3 separate regions of the Mus musculus genome follow, and regions 2 and 3 are each linked to region 1. Evidence: chromatin loops called from intact Hi-C (ENCODE). Cell type or tissue: heart. All regions are shown on one strand.

Region 1 (8,000 bases):
TGTGCTAAACTTCTTTTAGATTATGATAAACTCTGGGTTTAGGGTGTAACTTAAGGGCAGAGCCCCCGCCCAGAATACTGGAGGCTCTGGGTTCTAACCCCAGCACAGAAAAATAAATCTTGAGTTGCTTATCTCCAACAGCCTTGAGTGCTGGCAGCTTTCTCCTCTGAGGCTGTTACATCTTTATTGTGGACCAATCATAATCTCAGGAGTTTGTTTCTTGAGAACGTGACAGATATCTGAGGTAGCTGAGGGAGAAGAGCCTTCCTCATTGTATAATTCGAATGTTAAGTTCTCCTGTCCGCATTGCACATTTGTATCTTCCAACTGTTTCAGTCTTGCTCAACTTAACTTTCCGTGTGCTCTTTTGCCACATTAAGCTGCAAGACTCTTCGTCTTAGTCTCTTAGGAGTGAGAGAACTTAGGGGGTCTAGCTGTTCTTATGTTCCGATTTCAAGTTTTTCTTCAGCACACAGTGCATTTTGATCTTGTAACTGTATCTTCTGGTATTATTCAGGTTGTTTCTACATCTATTACTGTTCATTTATCCTGTCCATATTGTTCATTAATTATATGAGGGCCGTTCCTGACTATACAAATGGGTACCTTACAAAGGCTGATGATCTCATCCTTTGTATTGCCAGCAATGAGGAACCTTTCAGACAATCAGAATGCCTGAGGTGGAGCTGTGGTCTTATTGTATGGCACAGACTACGGTCTAAACAAGCGTTCTCACTCTGTGGGTCGCGACCCCTTTGGCAATCCTTGATATCCAAGAGTATATAGCAACCCTTGAGACACTCAGATTCCAGTCTTGACAAGCCCCGCCCACACTTAGGAGTGTAGCATCCTTATTCTGAGCACATCTCTTAGAGAATGAGCTTAACTTACTTCAAAACCTTTTCCTAATACATTCCAATTTTGTTCATAAAACAAAATGTGAGGTGTTTAATAGAATAGTATAACCAATCTATGGAATATTACACGCTTTAGATGAAGAATGAGATGCCACCACATATTAAACTATATCACAACACAGAAAATAACAGTATGTGTTTATGTATATATCTATTTGATGCCTATACAATGCATATTCCTAGAAATATTACCTAAAATCTATGTCGCATATTTATTAAACATGTATATAATATGTAAATTTCTAGGAAGATGCACAGGATACTTTAAACAAACAAGGCACCAGTCCGGGGAATTAAGGAAGTGGTGTTCTAGAATGAAAAAAAAAAAGATATATCATTCACTTAGGGTGATGTGAGAACTTCCATGGCTCCTTGTTTTAAGTCACAATCTATTACAGACATAAAAGCATATTGAATTTTGATTAAGCTTTTAGGATGAAACATTTGTGCTGCCAAGGAACTTTTTCTAAGGCAAAGAGCGTTCTGGAATTTGAGCAGGTAGAAAGCAGACATTGTAAACAAACGGTGAAGGAAAAAGAGAAAAACTAAGTATATAATATAATACAATATAATATAGAATAAGTTTCACAGCTTTCAAGGGACACTTTAGACCTTTTGAGTTCTTATTCTCGCTCACTCAGTGGCAGCGTTTGGGAGAATTAAGTAATGATGATGCTAGGAGCAGAAAGCAGACAAAACTGCATTGCTTTGATTGCAAGGTCAGACACCTCTCACAGGCAAAATACCGTCGACTCTGGCGGGACTCGAACCCGCAACCTTTGAATCTCTCAATCATGCTAGAAGTCCAATGCGCTATCCATTGCGCCACAGAGCCCACCTGTAACTTTCTTCCTTCCTAAGGCTTCTCAGTACTTTCTTGTGTATCAATGCACTGTTTTCTATGAACGGTATTTCCTGTTTCTGTAATACTTCACACAAAAATGTGCAACAAACAAGATGCGCGATCCTCAACACAACTTTCTGTCCCGGGTGTATTCCACCAGAAATGTCTGACCAGAGATTCATTTCAACTTTCTGGATTTGATGGCACAAGTTTGTAACCTCAACAATTTAAAAACCGAGGCAGAAGGATTTCCTCGAGTTCCAGTCCATCCTGGGCTATACAATAGTGAGGCCATGTCTCAATAAAACAAAAACAAAACAAAGTAAAACAAAGAAAATCAACACAAAGACAAAATTCTTATCTCATTTAGTCTGGCCTCTTTAGTTCCAAGTCAGATCATTCCTTTTGCTAAAGAGAGATCCAAAGTCCTTTAACTCGTGCCGGCGCCCAACCAAGTCCTCCCTTTTTTGGAGTTTTGGAGCTTCGAGATTTTCTTTCTTTCTTTCTTTCTTTCTTTCTTTCTTTCTTTCTTTCTTTTTTTCTTGTGTTGCGTCTGAGTTCTTTAGAAAAGGCCGATTCTCGGGTTTAGTACACGGAGCCCTGGTGGTGATGTTCCGTTGTGTTCTGGCAGCTCTGGAAATCTCCAGGCTTTTCTCCTGGAAGTTTTTGGTGGTGGTGGTGGTGGTGGTGGTGGTGGTGGTGGTGGTGGTGGTGGCTGAGATGAGATGCTCCTACGGAAGCACATCACTGTAGTGTTCACGTGCTCTTCCCGCAAATTAATTTAGAATAAAAATTGGTGGAGCACCCGAATTTGAAGTCAGATAACTAAGTTTCGGGATCCGTGTCCAATCTCGTCTCTCTACTTTGGGGTCGCACGACAGGCGACTGAGCTTTTCTACAAGATACCCTTCCCTCTCCGCGGCTCTTGCTGCTTCGTCCACTCTTTTCTTCATCTTCTGGACCTGTTGCCTACCTCTCCTGCTGACTTCCCTCTACTTTCCAACTGATGGCAGGAAAGGTCTAGGAAGTAACTGGAACGTGGATAATAGAATACGCAAGAGTGAGAATTAGAAGAAAGCCAGAGAATGCTGTGTGGTCCCGAAGCAGTCGTAGTACACTTCCCTCACTTTTTACTTCCCGGATCTGTAATATAGTAACTCTTAATTAAGGACTTTCAACTATTTTGATTACAGACTGAGAAGACAAAGGTAGATTATAAAAGGACAAAAAGATACTTACTAGGTTAGAGGGTAGTGGGGTTTGTGGTTTGTTTGTTTGTTTGTTTGTTTTGTAAATATGTTAGTTAATTTTGCTTAGGGTCTCTTGACTCTTGGATGAGGGGTCCGGTCCCTAACGTTTACTTGGTCTTCTATCCTGCTTCGGGCTCAGTACTCACAAGTGCCTAGGATTTGTATAGAGCTCTGGCTACTTGTGACCTAAGGCTTCGAATAAATCGCAGGGGGATGACTTTTGCATTAAGCCTATTTTAAAGTAAAATTCAATTAGGAAAAGAAACTGCTGAGTTGGCTGTTTCTAGCGATTTCGGTAGCTTCTGGAAAGTGAAGCGCGAAGGCGTTTGCAAAGGCCTTCTTGGGAAAGCGAGAGGAAGGCTGCGGTACGTACTTGGGAACTGAGGACACTTGGCCGCAGCGTTGTTTACATCCTGAAGTCCGCTACGCAGCGTGGTTTAGCGAGGAGGCTATGTACCTGAAAGTTCTAGCAGAAGAATGATCCCATCCGGGCTTCGAAACTACTCACAAGGCCTGGATGTACGTTTCCAGTTTCGCGGACTTGCCCCACTACCCTTTTGCCACTGGCACGAGATGACAAGTTTACGAACAAAGGGATTTTTCGGAGCATTTTTCAGTCTCGTGCTCCTGTAGAGCAAGCACCTACAAGCCGACATCCGACCTGAGCAAAGTCCCTTACTTTAGAGAGAAAGGCATAAAGTTCCAGCTGTAGTCGTGGCCGAGTGGTTAAGGCGATGGACTAGAAATCCATTGGGGTCTCCCCGCGCAGGTTCGAATCCTGCCGACTACGTCATGGTCTGTTTTAGTCTAGGTGTAATGCCAGGTGGGTAAGCTATGGTGTGAGTTGGCAAAAATTCCTGGAAGAGGAAGGTGGTAAAGAGTATGAGAACCTTCTTTACTGAACTTGACTTCAGCTTCGTGGAATTTCCTTGCTTCCTACTCTACAATGTTGAGGTCGCATGGGGAGGACAGGACTCAAAAAGGACTCACTGATAGAAAGAGATTTGTTTTTTTTTTGATTTGTTGTCTAGAGCACAGAATTAACCCTAGAGACAACGAAAAGTATTTTATGGCTGAAGTTGTACACGTAGGAAGAGAGAGGGAGGGAGAGAGAAAGACAGAGACCGAGAGGGAAATCTCCCAGGGGCATTTGGGTGAGTGGGTGGGTGGACTACGACTGTGTTTCTAGGTATTAAAGTACATGAAAAACATTCGCTCCAACTCTAGAATATCCGAGAACTACTTGAAGCAGACAAAATAAACAAATTCCTGAAGGTTTTCTTCGAAAGGATGTCACCAGTAGATATATTCTTTGTTTTGTTTTGTTTTTGTTTTTCATGTTACTCACTCTGTAGACCAGTCTAGCCTTGAACTCAGAAATCTGCTTGTCTCTGCCTCCCAAATGCTGGGATTAAAGTCGTGTGCCACCACTGCTGCCCGGCATATATTCTTTTTTTTTTTTTTTTTTTTTTTTTTTTTTTACTTTGAAAACGGGGTGTGGTAGCACACTCCTGTACTCCCAGATCTTCGGTGGAGGCACTATGAGTATAGGGAGTTCAAAGACAAATGTAGCCACAAGGTAGTGGAAGAGCAGTCTGAACTAGATACTGTCACAAACAGAAATTCAGACTTCGATTACCTAGCACCCTATCGATCATTGATTAGTCATAGTGGAGAAAGAGGTTTATTGTGAGGTTCCATGGTGTAATGGTTAGCACTCTGGACTCTGAATCCAGCGACCCGAGTTCAAATCTCGGTGGGACCTTAGTAGCTATTTTTACTCTAGATTTAGTCGTTATTTCTACCTGTCCTGTCTCTCCTCTTGCCTCCTTCCTATACTCTGTAAACGATCTATATAACTGTGTACATTGTGTCTACTGTAAAATCCTGCAGGCCCAGACCCCACTGCAATGGTCAATTTCAATGAAGTATGAATTTCCAACCTGAGGAAGAAACGCTCTACTGAAACTAGGAAGTAAACCAAGAGCTAGTTAAATGTAAAGCTTGCCTACCATGCCCTCTATGTGCAACTCTGTAGATAAATAATAAATAAAATTACCAATAAAATGAGACCATACACTTGAAACAAGATCTTATTTTCTGTGCACACTAAATAGACTGAAAAAAAATACTGTTCATAACAAGTTTCTCCTCTACAAATGACCTGCAGCTGAATGGTTTCTCCCTCTCCCTGCAACAACCACAGAAAATAGTTTATATGTGTGTATAAAGCACAGCAAGATGAATAAACAGGTGCACTAAACAAATCATTGAAAATTTTAAATTAACTGACTGTAAGTAAGAAAACATAGAGGCCTTGTTATAATTTGGGATTTTCTACAGAGGCTGAAGGAATGGGAACATTTTGGGAACTCCAAAGTCGTATTTCTTGCCGGGTTTGGTGGCGCACGCTTTTAATCCCAGCACTTGGGAGACAGAGGCAGGCGAGTTTCTGAGTTCGAGGCCAGCCTGGTCTACAAAGTGAGTCCCAGGACAGCCAGAGAAACCCTGTCTCAAAAAACCAAAAAAAAAAAAAAAAAAAAAAGGCATTCTCCCCCTACTTGATGACTATTATTACTCAAAACATAGTAACCATTCCTCTTTATCAGCTAAAATGGGGGCATTCGATGAGCATGTCTCCATTAATTTTAACTTTTCCTCACTCTAGTCTGTCCACAAATGAGATTAATAAATGATTCACCTGATTTCGGATACCTTCCAATTTGGAGCAGAGCCTTCCTCCCTTCAACCCTCTCCAAGTCATTTAATTAAAGTAATAGTGTAGATCTGGTGATTTCTAGCCCCACCACACCCTTTATATGACACAAGTTTGTACTCCATTAGCATGTGTCCACCCTTGTTATGACTATAGAATAGCCTGCATGAAAGCATCGCCACTGTCCACAGAGTTACATTCTGTTTTGGAGTTCAGACGCAGGTGTTTGGGTTGGCTATGTTCCACAGTTCATGGTACCATTTTCAGTTTATGTAAAAAATCCCTGACTGGCCTCATTCCGTATGCAACCTAGGCAGACCTTGCAATTGAAGTGAGCGTCCTGCTTCTGGCTCCTAGGTACTGGATCACAAGTGTGCACCATCACTCCTTTCTCTCAATTGGCTCTTCTTTATTCTCACAATGGACTATCTCTAATTGTTCCAAAGTCTGTATGAAACATGTTTAATGTTTACACTCATAACCGAATATACTACTTCCTACAAACCGTATATTAATGTGACTTTTCTTTTCTATGATGATAAATTTGTTATATGTTTCATTCTGCTTCTGTAATAGTTACTTATTTTCTTTCTTTTTCACATTTATCCATAAGGTTAAATTTAGATCCAATCCTTTAAATACTATATAATACTTTGTTTGGCACAAAATGCATCCTAACTGCATTTAAAATCCTTGACGCTCTTAGTTTCCTTAAGTGTCCTACAGGTTGGTCTCCTCTCCCTCAGAGCTGAATGGCTTACCCAGCACCAGGGTGCTTGTGTCATAACTTGCTTCCTAACTAGTTCTTTCAGGATCACAGCCAAATAATTTGACAAAAAACATTTTCTGGAGGTCACACAACTTTAATTCCAGCACTCAGGGGAGAGAGGCAAGGCTACACAGTAAGACTGCCTCTCAAAAAGAAGAAGAAGAAGAAGAAGAAGGAGGAGGAGGAGGAGGAGGAGGAGGAGGAGGAGGAGGAGGAGGAGGAGGAGGAGGAGGAGAAAAGAAGAAAGGAAGAAAGGAAGGAAGAAAGGAAAAAAGAAAGAAAGAAAGAAAGAAAGAAAGAAAGAAAGAAAGAAAGAAAGAAAGAAAGAAAGAAGAAAAGAAAGGAAGGAAGGAAGAAGAAAAAGAAGAAGAAGCAGCAAAGCAAAAAGCTTCTAATATTGAACAGCTACACTCCATGTCTTCCTTCCAGATGTTGCAGTGGTTATATGCTCACACTCTAGAGCCATGCTCTCAGCTCTTCGGCGACAGTGCGACTGCGGGCTTTTCACTCAGAGTTTGTTCTCACTCTCTCTTCCCAGAAATGTGGAATCATCTTTATTTCCTCTGGACAAAAACTAAATGCATACGCTTCAGAGATTCTTTGTTCTCAGGATACGGTGGTCTCCTCAATGTGATAAGCCAAGTAGGAAGGGCTGGATCAGTTCTGAATCTCCAGGTAGAAAAGTGAGGTATTTTCTCCTAATGTAAAACTAGAAAGAACTAATACTTCCTCTTCCTTCCTTTCCTACGAGGTCTCGCTGTAGTTTATGCTAGTCTAGAACTCACTGTGTTGCCCAGGGTGGACTTGAACTCACAGGAATTCTTCTGCCTCAATTCCACCCCACACAGTAGTGCTATAATTATAGGTATAGATCACTACAGTTTCTTTTCTTCCATTTTTTTTTCTCCTTCTTTTCATCATGTTGATGGAGAAACTACAACTTCTCCATCTGTCTGGCTAAAATACCCTCTACTTATATCTCCTTTAAGTTATGAAAAGAGTAAATTGTTTTCAGTGACAGATACGAGGGGGCTGAGAAAGTCCAAAGTCAGGGGACTCTTTGTGGACTAAAAAAGCAGCTTGATAGAAAGCAGATGACAGACTCCCTGGACTAATAATTGATATTTTCTATATAAAAGCACTGTCACCTCCAAAGATCTCATGGGCAGTGCTATGAGCCCAATCCCCAAACCACTCAAAGACCTCTAGCTGCACAGCATTGCTCTGCAGCCTGTCACTAGAGGGCAAGGCTAGAGAGCCAGACCAGACTGGGGCTGAGTGAGGGCTACTGAGCAGAAAACACCCAGACAGCTTTCCTGACGTAGGACTTAGAGTCCACTTAAAGGACGTTCAGCCTCTGAATGTCTTACCATCTCAGACATAGCTTTGTTTCTTGTTGTCTTCCCCTCTACAGTCCTCCTGACTTGTGAAATGAATTATAGTGTATGGATATACAAACCAGAAAGCATGGAGAGCCTTTGAAATAGTAGTTTGTGGCTGTTGT
Region 2 (8,000 bases), 46 kb before region 1:
ATCTTCCTGTCAGAAAATAATCCACATGGTATCCATTTCAGCATGTCAGTTCATTTCATATAGCTCTGACAACACTGGACTTTTAGTTGTAATTAGGTAGCTAGAGAGTTGGCTTGTCCCTTAGTTTTTGAGACAGAATCTTACACAATCAAGGTTAGCCTGGAACTTGTTATGTAATGAGGATGACATTGAACTTGTATCTTCCTTCACCTCTAAAGTGATGGGCTTTGAACATTCACTACCATGCCTGGCCTATGAAAATTTATAGTTCACTCTGATAATCATTTCCAACTAAATACTTATTTCAATCACAATGCAATATAAGTGAAGTAAAAACAAGTGTTGGAGAAGTTGTCCAAGGGCATATTGTCAATTATTGCATTTTATGCTGATTTTCATTACAGCTTCATTGTAAAGGACTTGTGAGGAAAAAAGCCCAAGTCTCCAAATTAAATAATAGTAGAAAAGTTTTCAGTGTTTTCCTTGAGAGATTACTTAAATTGCATCTCTAACACAGGGTTTAATCCTTCATATTCCAAAGAATATCATTTTCCCAGAATACGAAGTCTAACATAAATGCCATGTTCATTTGTTAGAGAAATAGTATTAATATGCGTACAATAGGTCCAGTATGGAAGAAATACTGTGCCACGTTATCCTCTCTACATGGTGCTTTTTTGGCAAACATTCTCTGCTTCCATGACTTGGAGCTGACAGCATTTCAGAAGCATTTGCATTCTCACCAGGCTATGGAAGAAACTGTTTAGACTCTACTCATGGTATCAGGAACCCATGGCAGACATTCTGTTTCAAGAGGTTCACTAAGACATAGGTTGTGAATTAAATGACACAGGTATCAAATGTACTCTGATGGCTTATGAAGAATGGATCTGTGTGAGAGCACTGTGCGTGAGGCCAAGGATGTGACTCACAGAACCTCAGAGGATGTGAGTTCCACTGTGTCTTTCACATGAGAAATATCAAGTTCTGAAAGTTATAAATTATTATTTTTATAGGATAGCTTCACACTTATACTGACTATTCACACACTTCACTTATACTGACTGGCTCTAATAAAAAACAATGACTACCTGGCAAAATTTTTAGAAGACCAGAGAGAAAAAGATAACGGAACTTGATGAATTAGACAGGTAAAGTTACTAATTCTTTTATCTTTATGTCTTTATGGAATTCTATAGTGTGCACAATCCCTGAAGCCCTGTTGCTGGAGTCTCCAATCCTATTACATAGGTATAAAACCCCACATAATCCAGATATTATAATTATAAGCTGTGTGCCTGGATTGGGCAGTTCTAGCACTGTACTAACTTATTCACCAACTATGAGACCCCTTGCTTCTTGAGGTTTCTCCTGGCCAAGGGGCTCTGGTTCATGGTGGCATCTCCTCCTCTCCCTCCATCCTCTCTTCTCCTCTCACCTTCCTCCTCTCTTCCTACCTACCCCACCCCACACTCTTGAGTCTCCCTTCCTACCTTTCTCCTCTACTGCCCAATCACTGTCCAATTACTGTCTTAGCCTTTTTTTTTATAGATTTTGAAGTCTACATTTTAATATTTGATTTAAAATAGATAGCTTAACCATTTTTTAAAAATCTGTCATTTATATTCATTTCTTTTAAAAATGCTATAGTAAATGAAAGTATATTTTGAAAAGAATTTCCTCTCTTCAGTGACTGTTTTCTTCAAAGTTTTTTCTTTATCTTTGTTTGATAGTGAATCCCTAACATTCTCAACACTCATAACTTTGGCAAATGGGGATTGCCTTAAGATTTTGATCAGTCTCAGTGATTAGTAGGACAGCCTTAGACAGGCTACATAGAAAACCCAAATCTATCTTCATACACACACAGAAACACACATGCACACACACACACATAGACACATGCACACACACATTTATTGTTCATGAAGCCTATTCTTATTTCAATAATGTGTGCCTTAATAGGTTGTATAGGCTAAGCATTTAAATGTGAAAACCATTGGAGAAACATAGGCTAAAAATGCAGCAGGACTCTGGTTCACCTCCAACTATTTTCACTTCATTGAAGACACATGGGAAGTTTTAGTGTTTGCTAATTTATGTGGACAGGAATTGGTAGGACATAGACATACATAGAAATGCTGAATGCAGTTTGTAAATTTCATGTTTTTATAGCCCCTGGAACTCCTCCCAGAAAAATAACATATCCATTTATTCTTTAATGACCTACATTTTATCTTGCAAATTTTTTCAACTGTTTCATGGGACTCACTGTACCATTTTGGACAAAGTGAACCCATGAGTTCTTTTTATATGCATGCTTCATTTGAAAATGATGATGGCTGGGAGGAGAGACCCTTGGTCTTGCAAAGATCATATGCGCCAGTACAGGGGAATGCCAGGGCCAGGAAGCAGGAGTGAGTGGGTTGGGGAGCCGGGCGGGGGGAGGGTATAGGAGACTTTCGGTATAGCATTTGAAATGTAAATGAAGAAGATATCTAATAAAAAATGATGACAGCCAATTCTGTGTTGCAAAACTTAGTTTTGCACCAATGACAGGGGTGGTGCATCTCTCTGCCTGTCTGATTCTCAGACCATTTTCAGTTCAGATAGCAAAATTATGTAAGTCAGTAACTGGACATCAGTGCAGCCTACAGGGTGGTGCTTTTTGGAAAAGTTTTATTCTTCCCCTCTGCCAGTGGGTAGATAAGGGTTCTAGACACCCTCTTGTTTCTGTCTCCCCAGAGCTAGATTCCTAGTATACACCACACCATCACATTTGGGTATAATTTTTTTGTCCCCCACAACTTCTGGCAAATCAAACTCAGGCCCTCACACTTGCAACTTAGGGACTTAACAACTGAACTTTTTAGATTTTGAGAATAAAAGTGCTTCCTACCAGTTTCCTCAACATTGAAGAGGCTAAGTAAGGAGAACTGGAAATTTGGGCTGTGAGATACTTTCTAAAGAAGGCTAGTTGAAAAATCTCAACCCTGTCTCAAAAAAATAAAATAAAATAAAGAAAAGTCTCACATTATTAGGTGTAGCTTTTACCAAAGTAGGATGATAATTTATGGTCATATATTATTTCATTGAAATCTACTTGAAGATGAAAAGTAATTTTCATCGAGTAGTATGGTTCTTTTTACCCCAGAGTGGAATATGAAACCCTTCTCCTCTCAGATGAGACAGAAAAAGAATGTCTGTCCTAAGAGAACTTAGTGTTCAGGAAATGGAGCACATAACAAATATGTGTGTGTTTCACAGCAGTGGAATCTGATAGGGACATGTTTTCAGCAGATATCCCTGCAGGATTACTATTATGCCAGGAACCTTGCTGTCCTGTGTACACATTGACAGAGACATTTGGTTAGAGGGACTCTCCATGTCAGTCACATGGGCTTCAGTGTGCCTCGTGGTGTGACAGATATTGAAACAGTCTAGGGAGAAAGAACCCAAGAGATGATGTGATGGTTTGTATATTCTTGGGCCAGGGAGTGGCACCATTTGGAGGTGTGACCTGGTTGGAATAGGTGTGACCTGGTTGGAATAGGTGTGTCACTGTGAGTGTAGGCATAAGATCCTCACCCTAGTTGCCTGGAAGTCAGTCTTCCACTAGCAGCCTTTGGATGAAGATGTAGAACTCTCAGCTCTTCCTGCGCCATGCCTGCCTGGATACTGCCATGCTCCCACCTTGACGATAATGGACTGAACCTCTGAATCTATAAGCCAGCCCCAATTAAATGTTGTTTTTATAAGACTTGCCTTGGTCATGGTGTCTGTTCACAGCAGTAAAACCCTAAGACAGATGACATCTTATGAATGTCACAATTGAAGGGACAGGGAAAGCTCCTCAGAAGCTCTGTCCAAGGGTGTGTGAGGTTGCTTACCTGGGCAACAACAAACACTGTTCAGACTCTCAGATAATGGAAGCAGCCTTGTGGATTTGTCCAGCTGAATGCACACTCCAGGTGGAGACCCAAAGCTGCCACCGGAGGTTGCTGCTCCATCTTAAGGGTCCTAATTTGCTCTTGTCACAACATCTATCACTCCTCCTTCAAGGTGTGGCTGTGATGCTAGTTGGAATCTTGTTACAAATGTGGAAGTTGGCCTTCAGGGAACAAGCATAGGGAGGCAGGAGGTGAGTAATTAGAGAGCCGTCCTGGACTTACTCCACAGCTGTGGTTTTCATAAGCTTTGCTCTGATTTGGGTCTGAGGACCGAAGCAATGTGAGCTGTGATGGCTTTTGCAGGGGGTTGGGGGTGGGTGAGTGTCTGGTAAAAGTTTGACAGGAGGCTTCCCTTCAGAGGAGACCTGCAGGCCTTATTTTCAACCTGAGAATGCATTTTAAGCCAAGTGGGTCAGGCTGACTAGGGAGACTTCTCTGGGAAGAGAAGTCTACCTCATGATGAAGACCATGAAACAGGAAGCAATGGGCAGTCAGTTCCCATAGAAAAACCTCTGATGTTTACGCAGGCTGGAAGAGAGAGGGAACAGGGCTACTGTTCCACTTACAATTTTAGGGCACTTTTGCACCTCAGTCCTTTCCTCTGAGCAAGACACAGTGAAAAGGCAAGCCTTCCTGCCTGGGATTTTACCGGGAAAGATCTTGCTGTGGTGTGGACAGCTCTTCCTGTGGAGGAGGGGCCTGTGACTACACTGGACATCTGGCCTGGCTCCTCTGAGAGGCTGTCTGATTCTCAGCCAGGTCAACCCCCAACCCGTGGCACCAACACCATGGAGCGGAGGCTGGTCTTCTTCAAGACTTGAAAGCAAAAAGACACAGGAAAGAGGCGGCTCTTGGAGCTGTGAAACACACGGGATTTACTGGGCTGTCCGTGAGGAGCCATAGCACCCCAATGGACCTCTAAGGACTTTATGCCTCCTTTGCGCATACCCCCACCTCCTCCTCTCCCCACTTTAATCAGCATCTCTGCTATCCACTTATGGCTCAGCAAGCATCAGGTCGCCCTCCAGGGGTTTCTATGGAACTAGTCCTTCTGAAGTTACAGTTTAAGTTTATATGTCAGCCACAAGGGGACAAAAAACAAGAGGGAGTATGGATGAAACGAATGAGGACATGCACCCACCTGCTCCTGTGGGTGACTCCATGATCCCCTTTCCTCAGAGCCAGATTCTCATAGGAGGCTTGACATCTCTGTGGTGGTGGCAGGCAACAGCACAGGTTTCAAAGGCAGCTCATAATTGTCTTCTTCACCCCATTCCAGAGGTGATGCCAGTTATGAGGGGAAGCTGGGCCTGCGTCCTGTGGTTGGCCTTTAGTGATGGTATCTTCAGGAATGATGGCTTCTTCCTGGATGAAGGGATTTTCCTCCATGAGAGTCTCTTTCTTCAAGATATTCCCAGAGGGGTCCCCAGAAATCATGGTGGACACTGCAGGATGACACATTCCTGTCTGCCCTAGAGGAAGAGGTATATTGAAGTCAAAGTGACTGGACATGTGTAGTCAGGCTACAAGATAACACAATCTTGGACTGTGAAAATGTCTTACTGATTTCCAACCTGCTGCCCATGAGGTCATCAACCATAGGACAATCCAGGTGGGAGAGCTGGAGAGGGTTGGTCCTGTTTGCCTGGCAGCACCTAGCATGCTTTCTGACACCCTGCCTGGGAGTCTTCCTATCCTTCTTCTCCTGGAGTTTAGATGAATGTGAGGGCAAGGTGAAGATGGAGAGACAAGGTTCATATATCCGTAGGAAACCAGGGAAGGAGTGAAGATCTTCCAGGCCTGACTGCATGCATTTAATGGCTTTCACTTAGTGGTGGGAGCAATTTTGCCTGGGTGTCTGGTATTGTAGAATCAGATAGGTTGACATGACCTCATTGAATTTTTGGTCTATCAGAGACTCAATGATATCCTCAGGCTTATAACCCATGACTCTCATGGTCTTGACAATGCTAGAGCTTCGTGAACCTGGGAAAGTCCATGTAGGTGGTGAAACTACCTGGCTGTTGCTGATCATGGGGTGCAACATGATTGGTGGATGGTGGGTCTCCTGCTGTGATTGATCATCAGAATTTCAACTATAACATTGAAAATAACGGTGGAAACATGAGGAGGAATGCTGAAATTTGCTGCGGTGATTTGCCTCCTCAGCTTGGCAAATGACCTGCCTAGGAAAGGCAAGCACTCAGTGACAAAGAGGAGGACTCCTAAACTCCAAATGGTGACTGGGCAGCCTTCATATTCCTCAGCTTGAAAGAATTCTGGCGCACAGTAGGGCAGCAGGCCACAGAAATCCACCAGCTTCTGGCCAGGAAAAACTTTAGCAGCCAGGCCAAAATCACACAGCTTAGCATTCCACCAGTAGTCAATCAAAATGTTACTGGCCTTTATGTCTCTGTGGACAATGTCATTGGCAATACTACACTGCTTATAGTATCTGGCCAAACATTCTTCAAGCCTTGCTCTCCTCTAAAAACCCACATTCCAGAATTCGGTCTAGTAGGTCTCCCTCTGAGGCATGCTCCATCACCAGGTAGTTGGTCTCTCTTGTCTGGACCACTTGAAACAGCTTGATAATATTAGGATGGGTAAGGGACTTCATAATGCTGATTTCCCTGGTGATAGGTGGGGTAATACTTTTTTACTTTTCTCAGATGTTTTATAGCCACACAGGTTAATGTTGCTATATCGTAGGCCATTTTGACTACTGAAAAGCTTTCTTCACCCAGGGTCATCATCATCTTATAGTCAGTGATAAAGTTTTCAATAGAATCACAGCTCTCCAGGTCCTGCTCCATGATCAGGCCCTCCTTTATACAGCTAGACCCTAACTTGGAATAGGAAATTAAAAAAAAAAGACATTTAATATCAGGCCCCAGGGTATGTGAATAGTCTCAAATTCCTACATCAAAAAGATAAGGAAAAAACAGTTTGAAATATGTCAGACAATCTAGCCAGATACTTTGAATGCTTGGGAATGGAAGAACAAAGTTCCTTCCAAGGCAGTAGACACAAAATATGACATAGATTGGGTTGGCAGGGAGCAACAGCAACTGAAAAGAACAACAACAACAACAAAAAAAAAGGGATCCTAAACACTAAGAGCTACTCATTGGAAAGGACAACCATTCTCCCTCTGACATCAGCATGCACTGTGAGTAGAGGCACCAAGAATGCCAGCTTCAAGAGAAGACAAGAGACACTCCAAAATCCATGCTATCCAGGATGACAAACTGACTCTCGAATCCAGAAGTTTGGCTACTCCTGCAGAGGACCTGAATTTGGTTCTCAGGACCTAGGCAGGTGGCCCACAACTACCCTAACTCCAGCTCCAGGAGATATTCCACCTCTGGCTTCTAAAGGCACCCATAGAGCACATTCACAGGTGCTGTACAACTTTTAAAATAATGATATAAATCTTTCTATATAATTTTATTAATATGGTCTTTCAGGTCAGAAGAGGAAATCAGATTCCCTTGGAGGTGGAACTACAGGCAGTTGTAGTGAGAGTTTGTTTTCTTAATCAACTCAGTTTTGCTATGTGAATGTGTTATTATTTTAATTCTAGGTATGGGATAAGAGGCCCACAACTACCTGATCCAGAAAATCTGACTCCCTCTTCTGACCTCCACAGAAGGCACCTCGGATGTGGTACTCAGACATACATGGAGGCAAAATAGTCATACATATAAAATGAAAGCAATAAAATATTCTAACATAGAAAACATAACTTAAGAATTAATAAAAAGTAAAATGGAAGATAAGAAAGAACATGGAACACATAAATCAAGCCAGCAAATGCAGAAAACAAAACCAAAAAAGTGCGAGTCAAAGTCATCAAAGTGGAGAAATGCCATGTCAGGGTCCAACGGGTCAGTAGAGACTTTAGGAAGATGGTTTCACCCAGTTAGCAGTCCCAATATCCCCTATGACCTGCTTCTTTCTGCTAGGCTATATAATTCATATTTTCTATAAGCTCAGAAAACAGGGTCACATGCTAGAAACCAGTGTTCAAGAGTATGGTTTTTTCCC
Region 3 (8,000 bases), 64 kb before region 1:
ACTTCCACTTTTCTGTCTTCATTCCTATGTCCTGGGTTACAGGCCCGAGCCATGGTGCAGGGTTTTATGTGGTAAAACCCTAGCTAGGTATCCAACTTCGTGCATATTAAGCATACACTGTACCAGCTGAGCTCTTGGGGTCTCTCCATTAACCCAGGCTGCCCTTAAACTCAGAGCAGTCATCCTACATCCTATCTCAATCTTTTTTTTTTTTGGCCAATAACGATTTAATAAAAGTGTTCTTGACCATCAAGTACATGCAGTTAACAGCCTGGTCAGAGTGGCTATCATTAATCTGACAGCAAATATTGGAGAGGAAGTGGAGAAAGGAACCCTCGTTCACTGTTGGACTGTTGGTGGGGGTGCAAGTGAAAACAACCGTTGTGGAAATCAGTTTGGAAATTTCTCAAAAATTTAAAAATAGAATGGCCATTTGACCACATGTATTTCAGTGCTTGGCATAAATCCAGGGAACTCCCACCCTGTCATAGAGGTATTCAAGCCCTGTGTATATTATTGTTTTATTCCTTATAGCAAAGAATTAGAAACACCCTGTCTGTCAACACATGAGTGGATAATAAAAAATATGTTAAATATGTTAAATAAAAATAAGATATTATGAAGAAAAAATAAAATACTATTCAGCTCTAAACATAAAAAATGTGAAAAAAATGGATATGCTTAGAATGTATAATACTAGGTGAGATCAAACACCCTTAGAAAGAACAGAACTGCGTGTTCTCCTTCACATGTGGAATCTAGCCCATAATATATGTAAGCAAATGTGTATTGTACAGAAAACAGACTAAGGGAGGCTAAACATTGAGGAATGAGGAAGGACTGGATGCAAGTAATAGGCACAAATGGGGTGATAGATAAATGCATAACAACTTATTTGCTAATATAAAATCCAATATGAAGTTCTACAGCTTTCATCTGAATGGCTACTGTATGTAGAAAACCTATTGAGTTAGTCTTTGGGTATGGCTAATTTTGATGTGTTGATTTTTTTTTTCATTTGCAACTTTTTTCTAATAATGAAGTGGGTTTTTTTGGGGTTTTTTGTTTGTTTGTTTGTTTGTTGTTTTTGTTTTTTAAGAAGAAAAAAACCTCCACTGTGGGTTTGACAGTATTTTGATGTTTTCAATCTTTTTCCCTGTGGACTCCCTGGAAGTGTTTCAGGGACACACACAGGTCTAGAAGCCACCTTTAGAAACATGTTGTCATACAAGACAGTTTATCACAGTGCTATTTATAGCAAGGCAATTTTCCGGTCTTGGTCACTAGCCAGGCTTCCTCTTGCATTGTGTGATGCTGGCTCAGAAGCCTCTGAAATGGCTTCCACACCAGGAAGAATTCTTCCTAAGTCTCCCTGTAAGGGCAGTCTGAACCTGCCCCACTGTGGATGCCGACTGCTGTGTGTAGACCCAGGAAAAGATGACCAGTGGCCCCTCACAGATCCATCCCTGCCAGGACCTAGGCAGTATTTTGAGGATGGATTGTGATCTTGCTGTTGTGTGGCACTTACTCTATTAGTTGCCTGTTGCAACTGTGAACAAAACAACCACAGCCCTAACTGGCATTTTTTTTTTCTTATAGTTCTGTCAACGACTCATTATTGGCAGAGCTGTCATCTATAGGGGATCTCCAGTTCTTTTGGTTTCTTCTTCCTCAAAACACATCACTGCAGTTTCTTTCCATGACCTGACTTAGAGTGACAACCTGTTTCTCTGCAAGTCTGGTTCAGCCATTGATTTGAGTGCCTTCTTCTGCCTCTGTCTCTGGACTGTGCAGGGATTCCTGGAATCCTCTCCATGTCAGACCAGCAGAGCACCGGTAAGAAACTTAGAGGGCACTCAACAAACAGTGGCTGAACTGACCAAGCCTGCTGTCAGTCAACAGGTTCTCCAGCACTGGAGTGAGGATTAAAAAGAAAAAAAGACAGACAACATTGTAGCACATGTCAATTCTGAGACTGAAGGCCATTCTATCTCTATCTTAAAAGCTGGCATTACAACCTGTGATTGTTATTCCCAATTGTAAACTTTACTATGTCTAGAAGGAACTACACTCCAGAAATGGAGGGCACAGCTGTGATCCAGATCTTGAGGCATAGAGGTGGTACACACCTTTAATCCCATGAGACAGAAGTTAGCAGATCTCTGAGTTCAAGGCTAGCCTGGGACAAAGCAAATTCCAAGAACAGTTTAGGTCCAGGTTCATGCTTCTTTGCCTGCTTGCAGTTACTTGCTAGCACATCTGTTGGAACCGACTTCTTCCGGATTCCAGCTTATACAGAAAACCAGCTGAAATATCTAGCCTCCTGGGACTAGATTTATTGGACTTCCTATTCACAGTTGCCCATTGTTGGGTTAGTTGGACTCTAGATTGTAAGTCATTTCAATAATTTCCTTTAATATATAGAGACATTCCATAAATTCTGTTGTAGCAGTAAATGAGTTAATCTGCTTTAGGCTCCTGGTCTCATTTCCAGCCAATCATTCGAGTCCTCTGGATTCACGAATGAGATACACAAATTCCAGCTAATTTGATATGCCTTGACTAGCTCAATGGCTGAACAATTCTAATCCTCTCCACTGCTAGCATACATTTCCCTCCAGTATTCCTGACATTACACCTTCTAAACTCTATAGTTCATCTCTGCTGCCCTGTTACCTTCTGGGGATTACACACACACAGGGCCACATTCCCTTTCCACCTGCATTGATGGATGCTTTCTCTCCTGAAGCTCTTAAATCTGATCCTTCTTCCTCCCAGTCATGGTGATTCCTCTTCCCTCCCTCTGCCCCTGTCTCTTGCCCTCCTCCCTGCCCAGTCAATGGCTGTACAGCAATTCTTTATTACCAATCAAAGCCAGCTGGGGGCAGGTACCCTCAGGTCTGGAAGCTCGGCTCTTTGGAAGACAAAGCATTAGGACCAATTCCTAACATTCTGTGACTCTAGAAACCCCTGACTAATACACAGGTTTATCTGCTAATCCTCCATCCTAGGGAAATTTAACCCTGAGACTCAAGTTTGCTTTTGTTGCTGTGATAAAACACCATGAACAAAAACAACTTGAAGGAGAAAAGGGCTTGTTCTCACCTTACAGATTATATATAGATCATACTTGAGGAAAGATGGCTCCGGAATTCAAAATAGGAACCTGCCAGGACCTAGAGCAAAGACCATAGAGGCATGCTGCTTTCTGGCTTGCTTCAATTCTTTGTACTCCGCCAGCTTTCTTATACAGCCTAGAGCCACCTGTCCAAGAAGGCATTGCCCACAGTGAGCATGGCCCTCCTACATTAATCATAAATCAATCTGCTGCACCTACAGACCAATCTAATGGAGGCAATTCCTTAACCGAGGTTCCTTTTTATAAAGTGATTACAGTTAGTGTCAAGTTGACAAAAACTAACCAGTACAAGGTTGCAAACTTACCCAGCCCACTGTCAAACTGTTTCCCTGCTGTGTGAATACAAATGACCATGACTGGCAGCTTGGTTTTAGATATGATTCCAATGCAACCATGCATTACTTCGTAGATGTATTTACATTTCTTCGCTGAATGTTTTTACTTCCTACAGGGATAAAATATACTGAGGATTTCAACCTTTTTTATTTTATTTTATTTTATTTTTATTTTTATGGGTGTTTTGCCTGCATATGTGCCTATTGTCCTTCATACAGCAAAAAACATATGGACTCTATCTATTATATGCCAGCACTTAAGATCTAACAGTTAAAACATGAGAATTGCCCAGAGCTTCAATTCTCAAGGAATAAATTATTACTCTCGCTGATATGAAGATGAAAGCAAAAATAAGGAAAAGGGATGATGCTTACTGGTGATGCTCAAGGTTTGGAGCTATCAGATAGGAGAGCATTCTAGAACAATAACGGAACAAACATACCATGTCCAGGTCTAGTGGAAGTGAAGAAAAGCCAGGTGCCAGTAATGAGTACAAATAGGCAATGAGTGATGTGGAAATTCCAGCTAGAGAAAGACAGACAAAGTGATCTGAAAGGCTTTATAATGATATTTGACAAAAGTGGTGAGTGAACAACTTCACTTCATTCAAGTTCCGGTATCTTAATAAGGTTTGGTGGGATGAACTGTGTTTATAGAGAGAATAGAACTGTAGAGGACAGAGTCCTACATTTCCAGTTGTAAAATCTAAGCAGTTTACTGGCCCGTACGGGGATCGAACCCGCGACCTTGGCGTTATTAGCACCACGCTCTAACCAACTGAGCTAACCGGCCAGGTCGCCAGCGTTGGCTTTCCTTACTTCTTATAAAAGATCTCAGACAGGCTGGCTGGCTAGCTGGCTGGCTGGCTTGCTTATTTGCTTGCTTTTTCTCTTCTTTGCTTCCTCCCTCCTCCCTCCCTCCCTCCCCCCCTCCCTCCCTCCCTCCCTTCCATTCTTTCTCTCTTCTTTGACCTTTAATTTTTGAAGTAAGTAATCGCACTGACTTATCTTGTTTGGGATTCAGCCTCAAGAAGTGCTGTATCATTCAAATTTTTTTTGAGTTTTTGTTTTGTTTTTCCTTAAACCAGATGAACCGCGCCTAAGAAAGGGCTTTCTTTGCTCCGCTTGAGACTTCCAAAGATGCGGCTCTCACTTGGAACTACACAGCCGCAGGTGCGGCTTTGACGCTGCGATGGATGAGACAAGATTCTTTCCTCTGGCTTCCGCAAAAGGCCTTTGCCAACGGAAGGTCGCTCCTTCAATCCAGCTACGATATGCAGCCATTTTAAGAGAAAGTTCTTTGGTTGTGATTAGTATTTCTGATCTTTTTAATATCTAAGCTAATTTCCAGAATTGCTGACCCTTACAAACGTGTTTTATCGTATTCAAATAACATATAACTACACCCTTCTCCAGTTCTGGCTCCGTGGCTTAGCTGGTTAAAGCGCCTGTCTAGTAAACAGGAGATCCTGGGTTCAAATCCCAGCGGGGCCTTTTCTTCTTTTCTTTTTTTTTGCCTTGTTCTTATTAGTCTCACTTGATATTCACACTAATTGAACTGGAGCGTTTTCCTTCACATCTTATGAGTTGGAACACATCCCGCCTATTAAACTTTGCTGAGAAACCGAACAGCCTTGTGTTGGAATATGTACATGGAAAAATGATATAATTAGAGAAAAACTTTCCAATAATTCCTGAGACACTACAGAGCTTTGGTTTTGCGATCATGAGATTAGAGATGCAGAGTCTAGACTAGCTGAGGTGTGCTCCTTTGTACTACACACCGAGAAGAAGTGATAATAATTTATGAACTTTAAACTTATCAGTAATGATAGTGCACACTTGCAATGCTTGAGTTTGGGATGAGGCATTGACTAAATGACTCTGATGTATAGCGAGGTACTAATGTTTTATTTTATTTTTGAGGTACTAATTTTTAAAAGGCTGTAAGTAACAAAACTAACAAACTGACTACAGGTAATTGAAAAAAAAAAAGTCATCTTAAAACTTGATGTCTTTGAGTCTTTTCTTGTAGATTTTGCACAGAATAACTGCAAAAAGCATCAAACTCCAAAACATTCAGACATTCATGTTTTATTTTCAATTCCTTTTCCTACTTCTGAGGTTCTAAGATGTATTTTCTGATTATGCTAGACTCTATAAAAATCCAATCTCCCTTCTTCAATAAGGCTCACCGAATTCTACAGAGAATTGGATTTTATGAAGCTTTCTCCCCACCCTGGAGCATTCAAGCTTATGCAGTGTGTGCTGGAAGACTGACCGTGTAAAGGACCACTTAGGCTGAGGACCTGCTTCAATGACAGAGGGCGTACCTGGCCCTGCGTTAGATTGCCATTACTACAAAATTAAAGTAAATAAGATAATAACAATTACCCTTACAATGAAAATGAATATTACAGAATGATATGTAGCTCAGAAAGCACTGAACATGTAAAAGAAAAATATGACAAATATATATAATTTATCACAGTTCAGACATTCACAGATGTATCTGTGCCAAAGGATCAACAAATGGCTCACTGCCTGTTTTCTCCCCTCCCCTCCCCTCCTATCTTCTCTTCTCTTTTCTTTCTGAGACATTGTCTTGCACTATAGCTGAGGCTAGCTTCTGTAGCCCAGGACTGATCTCAGATTTTGTTCGATCAAACATCTGTCTGTGGTCCAGGATCAACTCCAGACCTACTGTATTGTTTACTCTCATCCAGCCCCTCCGTACTGAAGGACAAAGCATCATTTACAAACAGAAAGGTCTGCCTTCCAGGGATTCTTTTGTCTGTTGTTTTGAGAAGTGTTTTTTCTTGTAACCCAGGCTGGTTTCAGATTTATTAAGTAGCTGAGACTGCCCTGAACTCCTGATACTCGGAGGCATCTGCCTCCCCAGTACAGGACACTGAAGGCCCAGAGCTGCCTTGCACCAGCTGTCTGTTTCTTTCTTTATTCTGCCCAGGATTAATTGTCAATATTGGACACTCACTTAACTGGTGAGTTTTGAAGTCCACACAGAAATTTAAAAAGAAGTACAGTGGTAGAGAATGTTAGGGAAAAGCTGAGGGCCAGCTCTTCTGACCTGGAGTCCAAGCAGGGACTTTAGGAATGAGATGAAGAAGAAAACAACCACATTGCAGAAAATGGCTTCCAAACACTGGTATGCTCCAGACTCGCCACAGTCCACTGTCCGTGTGGTCTGCTGTAGTGTTTCCTTTAATGTCTAACACAGAGGCTGAAGTCTACAGTTCCACATAAGCTCAGGATCTTTGGCCATCAAACACAGACAACTAAATTTTAAACTGCCTGGTGCCACACCTTAATCATGATCACACAGAAACCACTCAAGCATACTTTCTAATTATGACAACATTCCACTGTGGGGTGTTTGGAGTCAGTGGTTCCTGAGACACTAGAGATGGAGTTCCAACCAAGTCCCAGACATGTATGTCACAAGCTAAACTCACTGTATTTGTTTTAATGAGAACTGCTCCCATAAACTCATATATTTGAATGTTTGGTTCCCAGTTGGTGAACTGTTTAGGAAGTATTAGGAAAATGTGGCCTTACTGAAGGAGGTGTGTCACTGGAAGTGGGCTTGCAGGTTTCAAAAGCCCAAGTCAGGCCCAGTCTCACTCTCTCTGTAAGCTCTTATCCACTGCCTCAGCACCAAGTCTTGCTACCTGCTGCCATGGTTCCTTCCATGATAGTCATGGGCTTTCCTTCTGAAACTGTAAGGAAGCCCGCAGTTAATTGCTTTCTTCTCTAAGCTGCCTTGGTCATGGTATCTCTTCACAGCAATAGAACAGTAACTAGGACACTCCCCAACCAACAATCCTCCTTAAAGCCTGTGGTAAGATCCAACTTCTCTCACCTATTAACACCCTTCAAATTATTAAAAGTCCTGTTGGTTTCAGCAGCACCACGTGTGAAATGTCTATTCCCTCTGCTCTTTATCTGTCTCTGTCTGAGTCCCCAGGATCTCTCCTTTGCCACAGTCTACACCAACCTCTACTTACTCCCCCTGCTTTTGAGATCAGTGGTCTAATTCAGGCATGTGGTTGGTGATCACTTGTAACCCCAGTAATAAGGAGGATTGTGGTTAATTCTTAGTCAGCCTGGGCTACACACTGAAACTTTGTCTCAAAAATCAAATAATAAATTTCCAAGTCTTTGTTCTTTCTTTCTGGATCCCAAGCTGGCCTGGAGCTCACCTCATAGCCCAGGGTGACTTTGCATTTGTTACAATCTCCTACCTTAGCCTCTAGGAAGCTGGGATTACAGGCACCACCAGGCCTGCTTCTCTCAGCTTCCACAGTAACTCTGTGTCTTTCTGTCTGTCTGTCCCTCCTCACTTCCTTCTTCCTTTCTTTTTCTATGTCTCTTTGGAGACAGGGTCTGATTCTGTAGCCTAGGCTTGCCTGGAACTCGCAGTACTCTTCCTGTCTCTGTCTGCCAGGTACTGGGATTTGAGATGGACATACTATTGTGGGATTCTGATCAAAGAGACAGAACTCTAA

Evidence for each region. A loop is a pair of places that touch in the nucleus more often than their neighbours do. Peaks named below come from ENCODE experiments on the same cell type or tissue, not always from the same donor. Only the 100,000 strongest peaks of a DNase experiment are listed, where the experiment ranks them.
Region 2: a loop joins it to region 1, with 2.4 times the contacts of the local background. A loop is called at or near these places in 3 of 42 quality-filtered maps.
Region 3: it touches region 1 in a loop (2.4-fold over the local background); 11 of 42 quality-filtered maps call a loop at or near these places.

The regions. Positions count from the first base shown.
Region 1 is chr13:21,915,496-21,923,495 of GRCm38, forward strand. It overlaps n-TRtct3 (a tRNA gene), which reads right to left and starts at 1,752; the gene lies at 1,667-1,752. n-TSaga5 (a tRNA gene) reads left to right here and starts at 3,720; the gene lies at 3,720-3,801. It overlaps n-TQctg10 (a tRNA gene), which reads left to right and starts at 4,705; the gene lies at 4,705-4,776. In heart, no CTCF peak of the experiment used is centred here; a DNase peak (open chromatin) is centred at 3,766; H3K4me3 peaks cover 3,251 bases; H3K27ac peaks cover 1,062 bases.
Region 2 is chr13:21,869,455-21,877,454 of GRCm38, forward strand. It overlaps the pseudogene Gm11278. Among named protein-coding and RNA genes, the nearest start is that of n-TIaat10, 8.7 kb to the right of the region's middle. In heart, no CTCF peak of the experiment used is centred here; no DNase peak of the experiment used is centred here.
Region 3 is chr13:21,851,127-21,859,126 of GRCm38, forward strand. n-TIaat11 (a tRNA gene) reads right to left here and starts at 4,267; the gene lies at 4,194-4,267. n-TTagt4 (a tRNA gene) reads left to right here and starts at 4,895; the gene lies at 4,895-4,968. In heart, no CTCF peak of the experiment used is centred here; DNase peaks (open chromatin) are centred at 1,285 and 4,225; H3K4me3 peaks cover 1,459 bases; H3K27ac peaks cover 1,254 bases.